Regions from separate parts of the Mus musculus genome. Here region 1 is linked to region 2. Evidence: chromatin loops called from intact Hi-C (ENCODE). Cell type or tissue: heart. All regions are shown on one strand.

Evidence for each region. Hi-C counts contacts between places; a loop is a spot of excess contacts. Peaks named below come from ENCODE experiments on the same cell type or tissue, not always from the same donor. Only the 100,000 strongest peaks of a DNase experiment are listed, where the experiment ranks them.
Region 1: a loop joins it to region 2, with 2.3 times the contacts of the local background. A loop is called at or near these places in 3 of 42 quality-filtered maps.

What each region holds. Positions count from the first base shown.
Region 1 is chr16:25,942,299-25,950,298 of GRCm38, reverse strand. No RefSeq gene overlaps it. Among named protein-coding and RNA genes, the nearest start is that of P3h2, 160 kb to the left of the region's middle. In heart, a CTCF peak has its summit at 4,648; a DNase peak (open chromatin) is centred at 4,638; H3K27me3 peaks cover 902 bases.
Region 2 is chr16:25,681,178-25,689,177 of GRCm38, reverse strand. It overlaps Trp63 (transformation related protein 63), which reads right to left and starts at 5,413. Exons shown (of 14, transcript NM_001127259.1): 1 at 4,827-5,413. The coding sequence starts at 4,888. In heart, no CTCF peak of the experiment used is centred here; no DNase peak of the experiment used is centred here; H3K4me3 peaks cover 638 bases.

The DNA.
Region 1 (8,000 bases), 260 kb before region 2:
TTGCCTAGAATCTCCAGTCTAATTGATGGGATGTTTCTAGGCTGTTCTTTTCAATTACAAGGGTGATCAATCTTTTGGCTTCTTACAGCCATATCGAACAAAGACCAATTGTCCTGGGCCACCCATAGACTTTGGAACATTCTCATCCTTTCTCCACTACCACTATTTCCACACTACAGAGGTGTTAAAAGCAGTGCAGTCCAGGGGGAGCATGGACAGCTGGTCACTCTACCTCATGTATCTGCTTCACCCTGGGATATGCTTTCTCCTCTAGGAGGTCTTCTATGATTGCCTACCATCCTATGCTAAATCCAAACTCTCTCCTGAACAGACTGCCCTACCCTTCTGTCTATGACCTTCCTTATACCCATAATTCCCCAGCGTGACCACTCCTGCTCTTCACACACACTACCTTTCTGTCACCATGATTCTCAGCACCTTGCTAGGAGCAATCAACATGTCTTCTCTGAAAGTAACCCATTAGCATTTCTTTTTGCTTCTTTTCTTGTCTCTGTTCGGTAGGTTCCAAGCACAGAAATGGACAATACTTAAAAAACACAAGTCAAACCCTGTTAATCTACAACATCCTTTAATATTTTTCCTATTCACCAGCCGAGTTGTTATAATTTCTTATGACATTGGAGCCAGAAACTTTTCTATTTTGTTTCCAATACTCTCTATGCTATAGTCAGTGGTGCTGGCCTCCTTACTGTTCCTCGTAGTGACTGTCACACTCCTGCCTTTACATTTTTGTTACTTACACCTGGAGCATGCTCATATGTTTCCATGTATCCCATCTTTGGCAAGTGGGAGATCATAGTCTACCTTCTTGGGTCAACTGGCTATAGTATCTCTTTCTATTTAAACTTCTGCAGTCATCAATATCATTGTCTTTCTCTTCTTAACGTTTTCATGCTTTTGTACCAAGCGCTCTGCTCAGAATTGACTTGACTTACTTTATTTACCGACTGCATTCCTTTGCGAAGGATGGAAATATAATCACTACTCTATTTCCAGAGCCTGAAGAGGCACATATCATAGAGGAAAATCAGAAGTGCTCACTGAATGAATACATGAACTCATGCACGTGCTACTAAAACAAGAAATGAGCAAGCTGTGTGAAGGGCAATGGACTGAGAGGTACTCATTCTAACTCAGTGATTCAGGACTTGAGAGACATTGGAAAAAGCATACCAGACTCAATAAGATGCTACAAGTAGATTTCTTCTCAGAGTTCATGAGGCAATGTCAAGTAAGAGACCAGAATCTGATTTTCTGCCTAAACTTAAATGGAGTCCAAAAACCAGAGATCTTAATGCAGGGAAGTAAGGCATTGCATAAACTACAGCTAAGGAAAGCAATGTGCACAGAGGCATGAGAACGCCACATGTGGAGAAATGCAAATGAGGCAGGTGACTATGCCAAGCTGGCACAGGCATTTCATAACAGGGCAGGAATCGAGTCACATCCCAGGACTAAATTGCCCCAAGATTCCGAAAAATGGTATAGAGGGAGGCACCCACTTCTGATGTCAAAGACCTGCACCCTTTATGACCAAGGAAGTGCCTGGGAGATTTCTTCCTTACTACTAGACCACTGGTCCTAAGAGTAGGTGGATCCCCAAATTAGTCATGAAGACGAGGGAGCTTCAGAGAAGACAGAGGAAGGGTTCTAGTCCGTCTCATTGAAAATAATAGCATCGCTTCTGAAAAGAGAAGTGCTCTCTCCTCCCTCCATTATGTCTATGATATTCTGTCCACAGCTATGCTATCTCCAGGGGGAGAAATTCTCTTCCAACATCTTAGAAATAGAGAAAGGGTACAAAGAGATGAATCAGTAAATTTAAAGGAGATACTTTAAGTGCTAGGGTTGCCACACCCCAAGCTCAAAGACCCAGACCGGTTATTCCACTTCCTCTGTCTAATTCCCTGTAGAAACAAAGGAGCCCAGTAAGGTCAGCACCTTCCTCTTCAGTAACAAACCTACAATGTGGCTGTGTTATCAGATGGATCTCCTCCTTGCTGTGTGCTTGAATAGAACTTTGCTGTTGTCATCTTGTTTGGTAACACAGCAGAGGGCCACTGTTGCAAGTGTAATAGTTACTGTTGAATGTTGAAATATCCTATGGGAAGTTCCTCCCATGTGCATGCATTTCTGTGTGTGTGTGTGTGTGTGTGTGTGTGTGTGTGTGTTTACTATTTTCCTCATTCTTCACAGAACTGTACTGGGGACTTGGTTTTTTATCATAGGGAAGGAGAAACTAAGCTCCTGTATCCCATCTTTGCCTGAGACCTTTCTGTGGTTCTGTAGCACATCTCCTGTAGAGTATGCTACTATACCCTGGTTTGATGTGCAATGGATGTAGGATCTTGAACAGGTCATCCTATATCGAGTCAGAATTTACATGATCACAGATGGTTAAAGGTAGATAACACCTTTAGGAGTGTTCAAGCCCACTAAGTCCACATGTTTAATGTCCTAGGTCTTCCAAAGGGATCCTAGTTGCAATATCTAAAACCCAATGCATTCTAACCTCGCAAGACAAGTAAAAGCATAGTACAGACCCTCCATGCTTGGCCTCCCCCATTCAGTCTGGAATGTGAAGACGCCACATGAGTTCTAGAAAAGAAACAGAGGTGGTCAAAGCAGGAAAGGGCGGGGCAGCACAGGTGTGGAAGCAAGAGAAGCAGCTGTTTGCGGAATAGGCTGAAATGACTTAACGGGTGGATTAACCCGGGTGCAGGACTGTGGGATATCAGCACCGACCCTTGAAGCCTTTCTTTAGCAGCATACAAAAGGTGCTATGCATATTGTTATCTCCAGAACTCAGGCAAGGTCTCTGGGCTGTGGAGAGGGGCTGGTGCTGCTTTCCTCTGCAGTTGGGGGTAGGGGTGGGGGGAGGACAGGAAGAGGCAGGGATGAGCAGACTTGCTGTCAGCCAAGTGTCCCAGCAAAGAATTCCACCCAAGTCCACACAGGTACTGACACCCGAGGGCCGTTGCTGTGCAGATAAGCTGTCTCGGGTAATTGGGTTGACATCATTGAGCCACCTTAGAGGATTTGAATCCCTTCCATGACTCCTGTCACCTGTCATCTGATAGGGAAACCCCCAGGTTTGCAGGTGAGTGATTGATTATGCAAAGCAAATGAAAAAAAAAAAACCTTAAAAGTTCATGCTTTTCAACAGGGAAGCTTTCCCTTAAGTTCTGACCCTGATTTTCACGCAGAAGCTGAGGACTGAGGCCCAGTTACAGGAACCCGAAGAATTGAAACACATGGGAACACATGGGAGAAGACACTTAGCAAACCACCTTGTGTAACCACGAAGATGACTCTCTGAGCCCTTAAGCAGATGGATAGATGATACATTCTTAAGTAGTCTCCCAGACTCCCTTGCTCTAGCATCTATCAGCCTGCTGTGACTGCTTCCCCAGCTTCTCTGTGGGTCTCTCTGCTACTTCCCTTCACCCAACTCTCATTTGGGATAACCTCTTACCAGGATGTCTTCTCTGTTTCCCTTATCCAGCACTGAGGTGCCTTCTGTTGCTACTGAACTTCACACAGTAGCATTCGTAATATGGAAGTACTTACTACTCAGTCTACCTCCCTTCTTAAGCTGGGAGCTGCCTTAGGTGGGGGGCACTGTTATGCTATGCTTTTTTAAATTATATTTATTTTATTTTATTTTTTGATTTTTTTTTTTTTTTGGAGACAGGGTTTCTCTGTGTAGCTCTGGCTGTCCTGTAACTCACTCTGTAGACCAGGCTGGCTTCCAACTCAGGAATCCACCTGCCTCTGCCTCCCAAGTGCTGGGATAAAAAGTGTGCGCCACCACGCCTGGCCCTGTGCTATGCTTTTTACAGCAGGGCTGGTGACAGGACCCAGTTCAACAAGGACATTTAAGACATATTAACTAATGAATGTAGAGAAAATAGTTACACCAATAATCTTACCGTTACCGCTACCATCACATGATTAAAAAGATGAATTTTTACTCTTAGAGGAAATAATATTTGAATTCCTATTTGAAAGATAAGGAAAGCAGGCTTGGGGAGAAAGGGAAGCCATTGGTACATACATAGGACCTACATGGCCCATACATTCTGCTTGATACTTTTGAGTCTATTATCATCATTATTCCCTTTACTGAAATTTGAAAGTGACTTTCATCAACTTTTACAGGGGGATTGTTCTGCAAAAGTTGTATGTCTCAACATATAGCTCTTTGCCATTGACAAATGCATTGTCCTCTGGCCAGCAGGCCAATCACAACATGGAACAGTTCTATCCCAGGGCTGCCCTTTGGAGATAGTCTCTCCCTACTTGATGACAATCACTGGATGGTTCTTCAGCCCTACAGTGTGCTCACTCGCACCTTCAGCAAACAGCATATCAGAGCTCCAAGAGTTTAAGCAACTGGGTCCTGGTAGGCAGCTAATGAGTGACTGGATCTCATCTTTGAACCCAGCACCGTGGATTCCTTGTGAAGGTGGAAAGTGTGAGCTCGGAGCCAAGGAAAACAGCTGTCACGTTTCCCCAGCCTGCCTTTCAGAGAGGGCTCTGTCTCTTCAGGGCTCTGTTAGAGGCAAGCAAACAACCTCATTACCAAAGGCAATATCTGATCGTGTTCCACCTCTGATCACCGGTAGGTGCTGAGGGAAGACTCTGTCCCTGCCCAGTGGAACAATCTGAAAGCCATTACTATCTGCAGGCTGCTCGGCAGACTATGGCGTAAGAGATTGGTTCTCTTCCAGTTCCTTTACTTATCTGGAAGACAAGAGGGTACTGAAAGGAGGTCACTGGTAAACACTTTAGTCTCTCAGTTCAGCAGCTTCCCCACTAAAGCCTGGGGGCCCTTTGCCAGACGGGTGAGTCTGCAGGTGAGCCTTGCTTGCACAAGGTGGGTGCTTCTGCTAATTGGGTTGATGTAATTAACTGTCGTGGTTTTTTTTTTTTTTTTTTTCACCCGGGAAGCCAGCCATGGTCTCAGCATGAGCAGTTTTGCTGGGCCAGCCTGCAGCAGCAGTGAGCACAAACATTTTTGGAGCTCCAAATGCAAACAGCAACTTCAAAGTAAAGAGCAGGCTGCCGCTGGGACAGAGCCATTTCCCTGGGGGCTGGAGGGTGAGCAATGTTGGCTTCCCAGACCAGGAAGGAGAGAGAAATCATTTTATCTCCATTCTGCTTTTAATCAGGTGTCAGGATATTGGTGCCATTTCTGTCTAATGATAATCTCTTTTTCTAAACAAAATGACTTGTTAGAGGCTGAGGAAAGATAAGTGACTTCTGATGTGCCCTGACAGATTCAGAAAACAGGTACAGTCCTCCTAATTCCACCCCTGGTCTTGTGACACCAGCTTCTCCCAGCATCACTTAGACCAGTGGTTCTCAACTTGTACGTTGCCTCCCCTTCGGGGGTTGAATGTTTCTTTCACAGGGGTCACCTAAGATCATCAGAAAACAGTTATTTACCTCATGATTCATAACAGTATCAAAATTACAGTTATGGAGTAGCAACAAAAATAATTTTATGGTTAGAGGAGTCACCACAACATGAGGAACTGTATTAAAGTGTTATAGCATTAGGAAGGTTGAGAACGTCTCTCTTAGAGGATGCATTAAAAATAAATCATGAGGGCAGCACTTGTGTTTAGAATACTAGCCTTAGCTGCAAAAGGCCATCCAGTGATGTCTGCCAGCACATCCGGGTCTACCTAGAACATTGGGGTCTACCTGCGAGGGCCTCTCAGCTCAGTGGTTTAGATTCCATGATTCAGTTGCAGTCTCTGTAATGCACCCAACCCAAGACTCTAAAACAAAACAAAAGAGTGAGCAGAGAAAGAAATTTCACAAGCTCTACTCTAGCAGGGTTAATGACTACCTGAGTGATTTTAGAAGAGTTGTTTGCCTTCTTGTGAATTCAATCTTACCTGTGTATAATGGAAGAAATGGAACCTCTTTTACAGGTTTATGGAGAAAATAAGGAGGTAGAGCGGCACAGAGGATGTGCTGAGAGCAGGAATTATAATCATTTCCATTTCAACTGCCATCATTTCCCAGCAGGCTTTAAATAATATAGTAAGGGTATTTTTACCAGTCACCTGCATGGGCCATTCTCTACCTCTGATAATCCACAGTTCGCCATAATTTAATCTAACACAGAGAACACTAGTGCCAAATTCTTATTTCCAAATGTGTTCCAAGGACTCTTCTCTAGCTTCCTGAGCAGAGTTGCATGTCAACAAAAAGGCAGAAGCCACCCATTTTTCCATGGGCTCCTTTATCGATTCCTCTGGTCCAAATGAAACAATGTTTTCTCCTAGATAAAGGGTGACCTAAAGTAAAAAAAATCCCAGGCCAGCAATACAAATGCAAAGCCTAGAAATCCTTTTCTTTCCCTACACACTAGCTTCCCCAATCTGAAGATGGATGTAGTTTCAAGTGACGGTATCTGTTCCTGGAAACGGGGGCATTTTTAAATCTTAATCAATATTTATCTATTCTAGGAAGATTTTTCCTGTCCTGGTGTCTGGTGATCATAGAAAAAGAATTGGTCCATGGGCAATTCCTATTTCATCATAAGATGTGATATAATTTGAATGTTGAAATTGCCTCTACACCACACTTGACTACTAGCATAGATAAAGTGGCGGCTCTAATTCGTTTCCATGTTCCTGGATTGGAGTGACTGCAGATTCCACAAAACCGTTCTTAGAGCTATCTTATTTTCTTCCCTTCTTAGACCTTAGTAATCTTAGGAGCATAATAATAAACTTGAGCATGGATCGGGTTAAAGAACTAGCTTAGAAAGCAGCCTTTCATTTACCAGGGTCTTACCCACATACTTGGAACTGAGTTTAGATGTCTCTGCTCGCTGACAACACACAAACTTTTCTTTATCACAACACTTAGACTAATACAAAGATCAATGTTCATCTAAAGGGACTGAGCTTATATTAACATTGGATCTGAATCATCTTTGTCTCTCTGAAGGCAGAAATGTAAGACTGGGAGAAACTTGAAGACCAGGAAATTGGAAATGAATGACTAGACGCTCAGTATGCAATCTGTGAAGATCATAAGATAAGAACTTTTGAATCCCTCCATTCCTGAATGACTCCTCCACTCATTTCAGCACATTAGTTATTCCTATGTAAAATAAAAATCATAGCCTCTCTTTAAGGATCTGAGTGACATGTTAAAAAAAAGAAAAATGCCCAGTAGTAAACAAGGATTATTGCTAAATGTTACGAGTTATGGATAAACTTATCATTCAGTGTTTTTCTTTCACAATTTTATCTTTTAACATTGAAATATTTATTGACTCTATACTAAAGCTATATGTGTTAAAAATGCATCAGTCTATATGGAGTAGCATATGAACCATTAGATACCTGAAGACCACCATGTCCACTTGTCCTTTTTGTTCATTTACTATTTAATCTCTTGACCATTCTCTTGACCAATCTCTTGACCATTCACTCTCTGGTTTTGCCTCAGCCTTTACTGGAAGACAGCTTCCTCTCAGAGATGTGAGGGAGAAAGGGTATTCAGGAGTCCTCTCGTCCTCTTTTGGCCATTTGAAGAACATGTTCTCTAACACTGAGTATAGCTACCATGCAGGTGTAATCATGATGTATATGATTTCATGCTCTCAAAGTCCAGGCCTGGCTGAGTGAGGCAAGCTGGTGGGTGAGAGACCAGGGGTGGAGAGTAGAGTTCTGAGTCATTAAATTCTCACCAGATGTCAACTGGAAGACGTCTTCCCACCCAGCAGCCTAAGGCAAAAGTCTCTTGGCCACTGTTACCCCATCTATGGACTTTACTTCTGACCAATCGTCCCCTCTGGCACCTTATAAGGGAAAGCTAATTAGAAAACTCACCTTGCAAGAATGCTACAGAAAGACCTTTCACACGGAGTGGAACCGCAGGATCCAGAGGCACTGTGACTCAGGGGTGGAGCTGTCTTCCAACACCCAGGCTGCATTGCTCTCCAACTC
Region 2 (8,000 bases):
AAACATTCAGAGGGATGAGACAATGTTAAGACCTGTAGTGATCCTGATCCTCATTTTTAATTTACACTAGATAAGGAGGAAAATGACATGTAAAGTATAATGTCCTTGATGGTTACTGTACATTGAATTGTGTCCATGGTGAGGACACACGTGTCTGTGGGACAGGAACAGTCTATCACTACACACAAGATAGCAGAAGTGAACCATGCAGGAACGAGGTGCTTTTTAGAGTTGAACTGGCTTATGCTTAGTTTAGAGTCCTTGGGAGCTGTAGATTGAAGGTCACGGTCTCAACTCCCAGAAGTTGTAATACAGACAGTTTAAGAAATTCATGACAGTCATATAATAAGATGATCTTAAAGGTGGAGCTATAAATTAGATCTTTCACACATGGTATATACACACTTTACTGATAAATTTCCCTATCCCCAGAACATTCAAATGTGCCAGAAAAAGCAACACAGGGAATTATAATAGCATGGTGGTAAAGCAACTGTAGTACTTCTTCATAACTGTACCTGATATTAGGCTATATACATAAATTATAAGTTGATATTCTTTCAACTGAAGTGTGTCTATTTGTTCCTGTCCTAGGTCTCACTTTGTATAAGAACTGAATTTGGACAATATAAGCAAACTGCAACATGCTGGACCTATTACAGACTCTCAGCAAGGTAAAGCTAATCATTAGAGAAGACCGAGTCTGATTTCCCCATCAAAAGATAGAGACATATTTGTTATCCAACACCAGAAATGATATTATGTATTATTTATTTAGGCAGTCTTCCTAAGAACACACAAAGAGTTTTTCATCTTTGTTTTTAATTCTAACTGTAATTAGAAGTAATGGCTCTGTTGTGACTCCCTGGAATTAGCAGTGACTACAAGTACTCATTACATGAAACACTAAAGAAAAGGCGACAGCCGTTGCTTCAAAAACGTGAGCCTGTGGGAAGCTCTTCTTACAAGGCCTGCATGCTTTAGTAGGAAGCTCAACAAGAAGTCCGTCAGAGAAAGTATAGCCTAAGTCCACTCTGATTTCTGACTCTCTGCCTGATGTTCTCATTGCTTGACATTAATACAAATGCCGAGGGCAGAGGAAGCGTCAATGCCATCCGCGGAAGCCAGCTCGCCTGGTCACAGAGTAAGAAGGGTGCCCGTGCGAGAAGAGGCCAAACGGCGATGCCGGTGCGAGACACACTTCTGCCTTTATATGAGTTTTCTCACACAAAGGAAGTGGGCTTCCTCTGGTCCTGCTCCGTCACCACCCTTCCACTTAGGATCTATTATAAAGCAGGGTTAATAAAGTCAACCTTTAAGCAGAAACACACAAACAAACAAACAAACAAACAAACAAAAGACTGATTTATATGAGAAACACTCTTCTGATGTTTTAGCCTCAGCCTTTGAATAGAGGCTGAGAGAAGGAGTACGAATATTGTATAAATGGATCACATTGTAATGATGTCTACCTCTTTTTACTTCAATTATCACAATATTTCAAAATGTAATCTTTATTTATTTTAATTGTCATGGGCTTAAAATTTGAAAAGATATTTCAAAAGAAATGAATGTGTCACAGAGTGGAATTAAAGTGTATTTAACAAGCTAGACGCTAATTATTAGAGAAAGTAACGTGAGGGACACAATTTATACCACAAACAGCAACTTGGAGTCTAGATATTGGCTTTTACATTTCTTTTGAGTATTCATCTGGTGAAAAATAGCAGATAGACTTACTGTGCGAAGGTTTGTTTACTAGGAAATTAATCCACTGACTTACTTGCTGATTTTGCACCATTTATTCTTGCTCTAGGATCTTTTTAAAAATTCGATGGAGAATGAAATGACAGACTTTGTCCTTTTATCCACCTTTTCTTTTTTTTTGTAATCACCAATATCTCCAAATGCAAATATAATACGTTCTATGGATGGATGGATGCCTTTCTTTTTTTTTTTTTTTAGAAGAGTTTTTGCAAAGACTGACATAAATTAAAATTGATTCAGAACACAACCAAATCCTTAATGTGTTCTGATGGAAAGAAGACAAAAAACCTGAGAAATTGTTAGTAGATTATAGTGCTTTAAAGTGTATATTTAAACAGTTCTTTTTTGGTACTCATCAATTAGCCATAAAAGCATGCTGTGGGCTCTATTCTATATAAAAAAGAAATTCATGAATCACCATAGCATGGAGTTAAAAGTATCAGCCTACCCTATCCTTAATACAACAATAACATCCAAAGTCGTCTTTGGGCTTCTCTCAAAGACAAGGTCAGCAAAGACAAGTGTAAGTATGTAGATGACTATGATTATGGAATGATTAAATTTGGTCTTTCTTAAAATAGATTTTGTAAACTGAGAACTACCAGCGTTGTCTGCTTAGAAAAAAATCAACTCACAGTATTCACCCATTGGACAGCAGAGAGAACAGTGCTGGGTTCCATGTGCTCATATACGGTTTTCTTTTTTTATTGAAGAAACATATTCATGCAATATATTTTGATCATATTTTCCCCTCTTCCAATTCCTCTCTCCCCAGTAATATTTCACTTCCTTATTGATTCTCTAAGAAGAAGTAATAGTAACCTGTGGGAAGCTAATCTATATAAAAGTTTAAATGCCTAAGGAGTCATTGAGTCATCAAATATGTAAGTTTGATAATCAGATGTCAATAATGATGACAATGGATAGTTTTTCTTTTCAGACAGGATCTCTTTAACTGGCCCAGAATTTGCAATCCTCCTGCCTCAGCCTCTTGAGCACTGGGAATACAAGCCATGAGCCACCATATTCTCATTCTCATGAACTTTTGTACGCATGCACCTTTCCAAAGGAGGGTTCGTATCCGCACTTCCATCTTTCTGGGCTGTTTTATGGTTACATTTTTATTGTAAGTGAGGAGACAGTTTAGGCTAAAGAAAATATTTTTTATCAATCTTCCAAGACCATGTTAAACCAGTCTCACAGCTCTGTACTTATTCTTGTGCCTTCTCCCAAGTTGGGAAGACTACTGAAATAAAGGCACTCTAAAATTTAAAATCATTTCAATTTATATATTATATATATATATTTATTTATAAATGTATATAATTTATAAATCATACACACACACACACGCACACACACGCACACACACACACACATACATACACATGTGTGTGTGTGATCCACCACCAGAAATGCCTGCAGATGGATGTGTATAGGAGGGAAGGAGCGCACTAGTCCATAAGCTAGGAATCTGTAATGCTGCTGTGAATCCAATGCAGTCCTCAGGAGAGGGCCAGGAGGAGACATGGTAAGGGCTGCTGCTGAGTCACAGCTGGGTTCTTAGAAATGTTGATTCTGAAGCTGGTGATTGCAGGAAGGTCTTTGAGATCTCAATACTTGGGCTTTATTGTCTGTCATTCCTGTCCCCAGCTCCAACTAAATTTCTTGTTTAGGTCATCTAAGAAGATAGGGTCCATTTGTTTTTTTCCTAAGACAGACACTTGTAGAGAAAACAACGGACGAATGAGTTAAGAAACCATTCACATTTCACATTTCAACCTGGGAGATATTAGCAATCTGGTTGGGTTGCTCTCCTTTGAATTTGTAGTCTGTCTTCTCTTTCTGTATTCTCCATTTCATGTATCTTTCCTCGTCTGTTTTTCCCACCAGAAACCTCACAGGAAGAGGAAGAGTCAGGCCAACAAGAGAGTGAATTATACTGGTGAAAATAAATAGCCTTTCACAATCCAAGGCAATGCTATGGTAACCTAGTCCTGCCCAGAGCCAGGGCTCAGATTCTAGTGTGAGCCTCCAGTAGGCACAGGTGGCAAGTGTCACTTTAACCCCTTTCTAACCATGCCGTTTTCCTAAGTCTTACAAAGTACCAAATTCCAGATTCAAATCTCATGCCGTTAAATTAACAACATCACAGTGCTTTGTATGGTGTGAATGTCTCCCATAACTTTACACGGGAAACGCTCTTCGGATTTCATTTACCAGTTTAAAAATAGCAAACTCTAATTTGAAACAGTCTCTTCCCCCGACAGAGGCACACTATTGTGAACTCTTGCTAATACTCCTTCTCAGTGCAAGGTAAATATTTTTCTACAAACACAAACAAAATTCAGTTTCATCACAGGTTTTAGGAAGTCATATTTGTCAAAAGATGATGTTTGTTTTGAAACAAATCAAAGAGAAAATATTCTTTAGAGCTAAAATGACAAGCCACAATCTGCTTCACATAACAATGGCTATTTAGTTTTAAGACAAAAATCAAAATTTCCAATGTTTATTTTGACTTGAAAATTGCCCAATAGATTATTATATCCCTGTCCAATGAAATTTCTTTTTCTTTGGTGGGTGGGACTGAGCATGGCACGTGGTACATTTTAAAATTTTTTAACATTTTAAAATGGTGTGACAATCTTAAGTAATATTTTAATTAATTCTTTGATAATCTCATCCCCCTCCTCCAACCTCCAACATCTCCCTGACCCTCCCACATCTTCTACCCGAGCTACATGCTCTCTCTCTCTCTCTCTCTCTCTCTCTCTCTCTCTCTCTCCCCCACTCTCTCTCCTTATAGAGTACAATAGTGTGACAAATTTAAAAACATGGATGTCTTCAAACTTTGTCACTTAGTAACTCAAGAAATAAAGTATAAGATAACTGTAGAAAAGATATCTACAAACCACTTTAAGTCCATACAAAGTCCAAAGTAGTATTATTATGCTCGCTAAACAAGGAGGGCTTCTTCAGTACACAGCAGAAACACTCAGAATACACCAGGCACACCAGTTCAGTTTTGACAGACGCCAGGTCAGATTTAAACTCACCGCTGGATGTAAGGGTCGGGGCAGTACTGTAGGGTGGCACACCGTGAAGTTTCAAAATTCATTTCCTTCAACTCTCTTTGATACCAACAGATGGGAAGCAATTCTATAAAATATACATATACACCTGAGAATATCTAGGTATGTAGCCAGGAGGCTGAAAGCAATAGGGTCAAATGCCATCAGACATAGAAGTTTAGACACTTCCCCCCTTTACTCAGATTTGCAAAGAGGCGGGGCGTTTCTTCCTTTCAGCCAATGAGAGTCTTCAAGTAACCAGAGCATCATAAACCGTCAATTCTTACCAGCTGGGCACCCCCTGTAAAGCTGTTCTTCCTCTCTGCCACAGTTTTAGAGCCCTTGACGTAGAGTGGCCACACTTGTTGGCAATTTGTAGGCATCTCTGAACTTCTGATCTTGCTTGGGATTGGGTGCTGGTATGAATGGCATCAGAGTTTAATCACAGAAGCCAGGACTTGTCACTGAGCTAATAAATGTCCCCCTTGCTCCAACTGAATAACATCTCCTTGTATCTGTATTCTGACTTGATTTGAGAGCTCCTGTCAGTTCTGCTGTGGCTACAATGTTTTGCAGAGACGCTTAGGAGACTTTTTTTTTTCTCGGCTTCTCCCTGCCCCACCCCCACCCCCTTCTGCCTCCCTTTCAGCCAACCGCCTGTTGTGGTCACAATCTCAAATAGCAAAGACAGGGAAATTCCTTGATTATATTTAACCTAGAACTCACTCTTCATTTCAACGAGAGAGAGAGAGAGAGAGAGAGAGAGAGAGAGAGAGAGAGAGAGAGAGAGAGAGAGAGAGAGAGAGAGAGAGAGAGAGAGAGAGAGATCATGTATATGTATTTAGAAATAGTTTCTGTCCCAAATAAAAGAAAATAGCCTGCAGTGATTTTTTTTAACCATACAGATATAAGTAATAGGATTTTTATGTGATATAAAAATAGGAGTTAATATTCTTTTACAATGTTTCCTAATTGTTTTATTGTTTTCATATTTATTTAGAATTATTTTAGATGGCCTGTCAATGGGGAAAAATAAAGTTTATTTCAAACTCTTATCATTCTGTCTCATTCTATTATGCCTCACTTTTAACTTTTTTTAGTCTCCTTCTACCTACTTTACTATAAAATCTGACATTCTTTATATTGTAAAGAATTATATATTATCAGGCAAAGTCTCCATGATAATGAATTTGTTTCCTTTCTGAATGTAGGCTGTAAACCAATCCTGGTTCTGTGGATTTAGAAATTGAATGAAATATGATTCAGAAGCTAAATTAGAATAGAGTCCAAGAGGGAACTAGAGCTGTGTGCCCAAGTGTCACTGACATGTTACGTACATATCTCCATTCATGCCACAGCCATAGACACCTGCAAACTAGTGACATCAGAAAATGTCAAAGTTGTGAGACAAGCTGAAGAGAAATCTGACATTTTCCTGTAAGAAATTCTGCTTCAAAATGTGTTCATAAAGATGTTTTATTTGTTGTTCCAGCCAGGGAGAAGCTATTTAAAACTTGACATTCTCTTTCTTAACTCAGACTGAGCGTGTCTAACATCTGTGAATTGTGAAACTCACACACATGCCGGCCTGCGCTCCAGCCAAATCTGACAGCTTGCTCTAAAAAAAAATGTTAAACTTGAGCAAAGATCGTTTCACTAATTAATTATAGATTTGCTCATTGGAATCAAGTGTTTGGCTTTCTTCCTCTGAGCAAATACAGATGACCTGATTATAAAGTTCTTAAATTGAGAATAATCAATTTCCTATGGCCATGGACTTGGGGGAGTTTCATCACACAGGGCCTGTCTACTCTTAGTTGTGAGATGAATCTCTGAAGGCATAGAAAGAATGATCTCCTAGCCAAAGGCAGCTTAAGCTGTCCCCCAGAACACAAGAATGGGAGGGGGTAATAGAGTTAATGCCAAAGCACATGTTTAGTGTGGAAAAGGCCCTGCCCTGCGTTCAGTCCTCAATCGTGAAAAATTAAGAAAGACTAGGACTAGGATTTCTAGTGGAGACTGTCTTAAATTTTAATAAACCCGCGAGTCACTTGAAATTCTTGTCCATGCAAAATCTGGTTGGTTATTTCCAGGGTGGGGTTTGAGATTCCATTTCTAACCCTGGGATGACTCTGCCAGGATGGCTGGCCCAAGTACCAGATCTGAAGTGGTAAGTTCTGAGCTCACCTTTCGCCTTGTATTTATAATTAAGTGCTTGCTGAAAAGAAGAAAGAACTTGTCAAAGTAATTTATATCATGGTTCAACGTCATGGACTTCCACATAACCAGTCTTCAAGTACTCTTCATACATATTTTCACTTACAAGTTTTAGAATTTAATTTAAAAGGTTTAAGTTTAAAATAATTTAGAGCATATGCCATTATATCAGCAGTTGTTATAGAAAATTATATATATATATATACACATATATATAGTACAGAAGGCAGATTATTAGGTGGCAATAGATTAATTATGAATGATATTGGTTCCCACTACTTAGTTAATAAACAGAGTTAACTTGACTTAAAGGAGAAAAGCAAGCTCCTCAGGATGACAAACACATTAGAGCACATGAGCATCCATGACCTGGGAAAATGAATGGCGACGACTATACCTTTCCAACCTACACATCTAAAGGATGCTTGTGAACACACTTGCATTGTAGGAAGCAGGAAGTAGGACAACAGAGAAACAATAATGTTTAGTATGTAGAGCTCTTGGCATAATGTCCCAGGAAGAAATATGCCTTCCTTCTCCACTTCGAGCAGTCAACATGCTTAGCCTAACTCAAGTATTCAGCACAGAAATTCTCCCTGAAATCTGCAACATGCATCACACAACTGCTATCATTTATGCACTTTCTGGTCTAGGCTGCAAACTTTTATCATTATTTTCCTGCTTTGGATAGGAAAATAATTCTACCATTCAAGGAGAGAACAGGAAGTGTAGGGTGATGTAAAACAGATGTTACTATGAACAGTTCATGACCTGTGTGTTCCTCCAGCCATTACAGTTTGTGACTTTGGTCACTATTTATCAGAGAAGCTGAGTTCAGGGCAACTGGACCATAGGCCCCATCTTGTCTGGCTCAATATGGCTTATACCACTCCCGACTATTCAAACCAAAATGGAACCTTCTAGAATATAAGGTAGTAAATG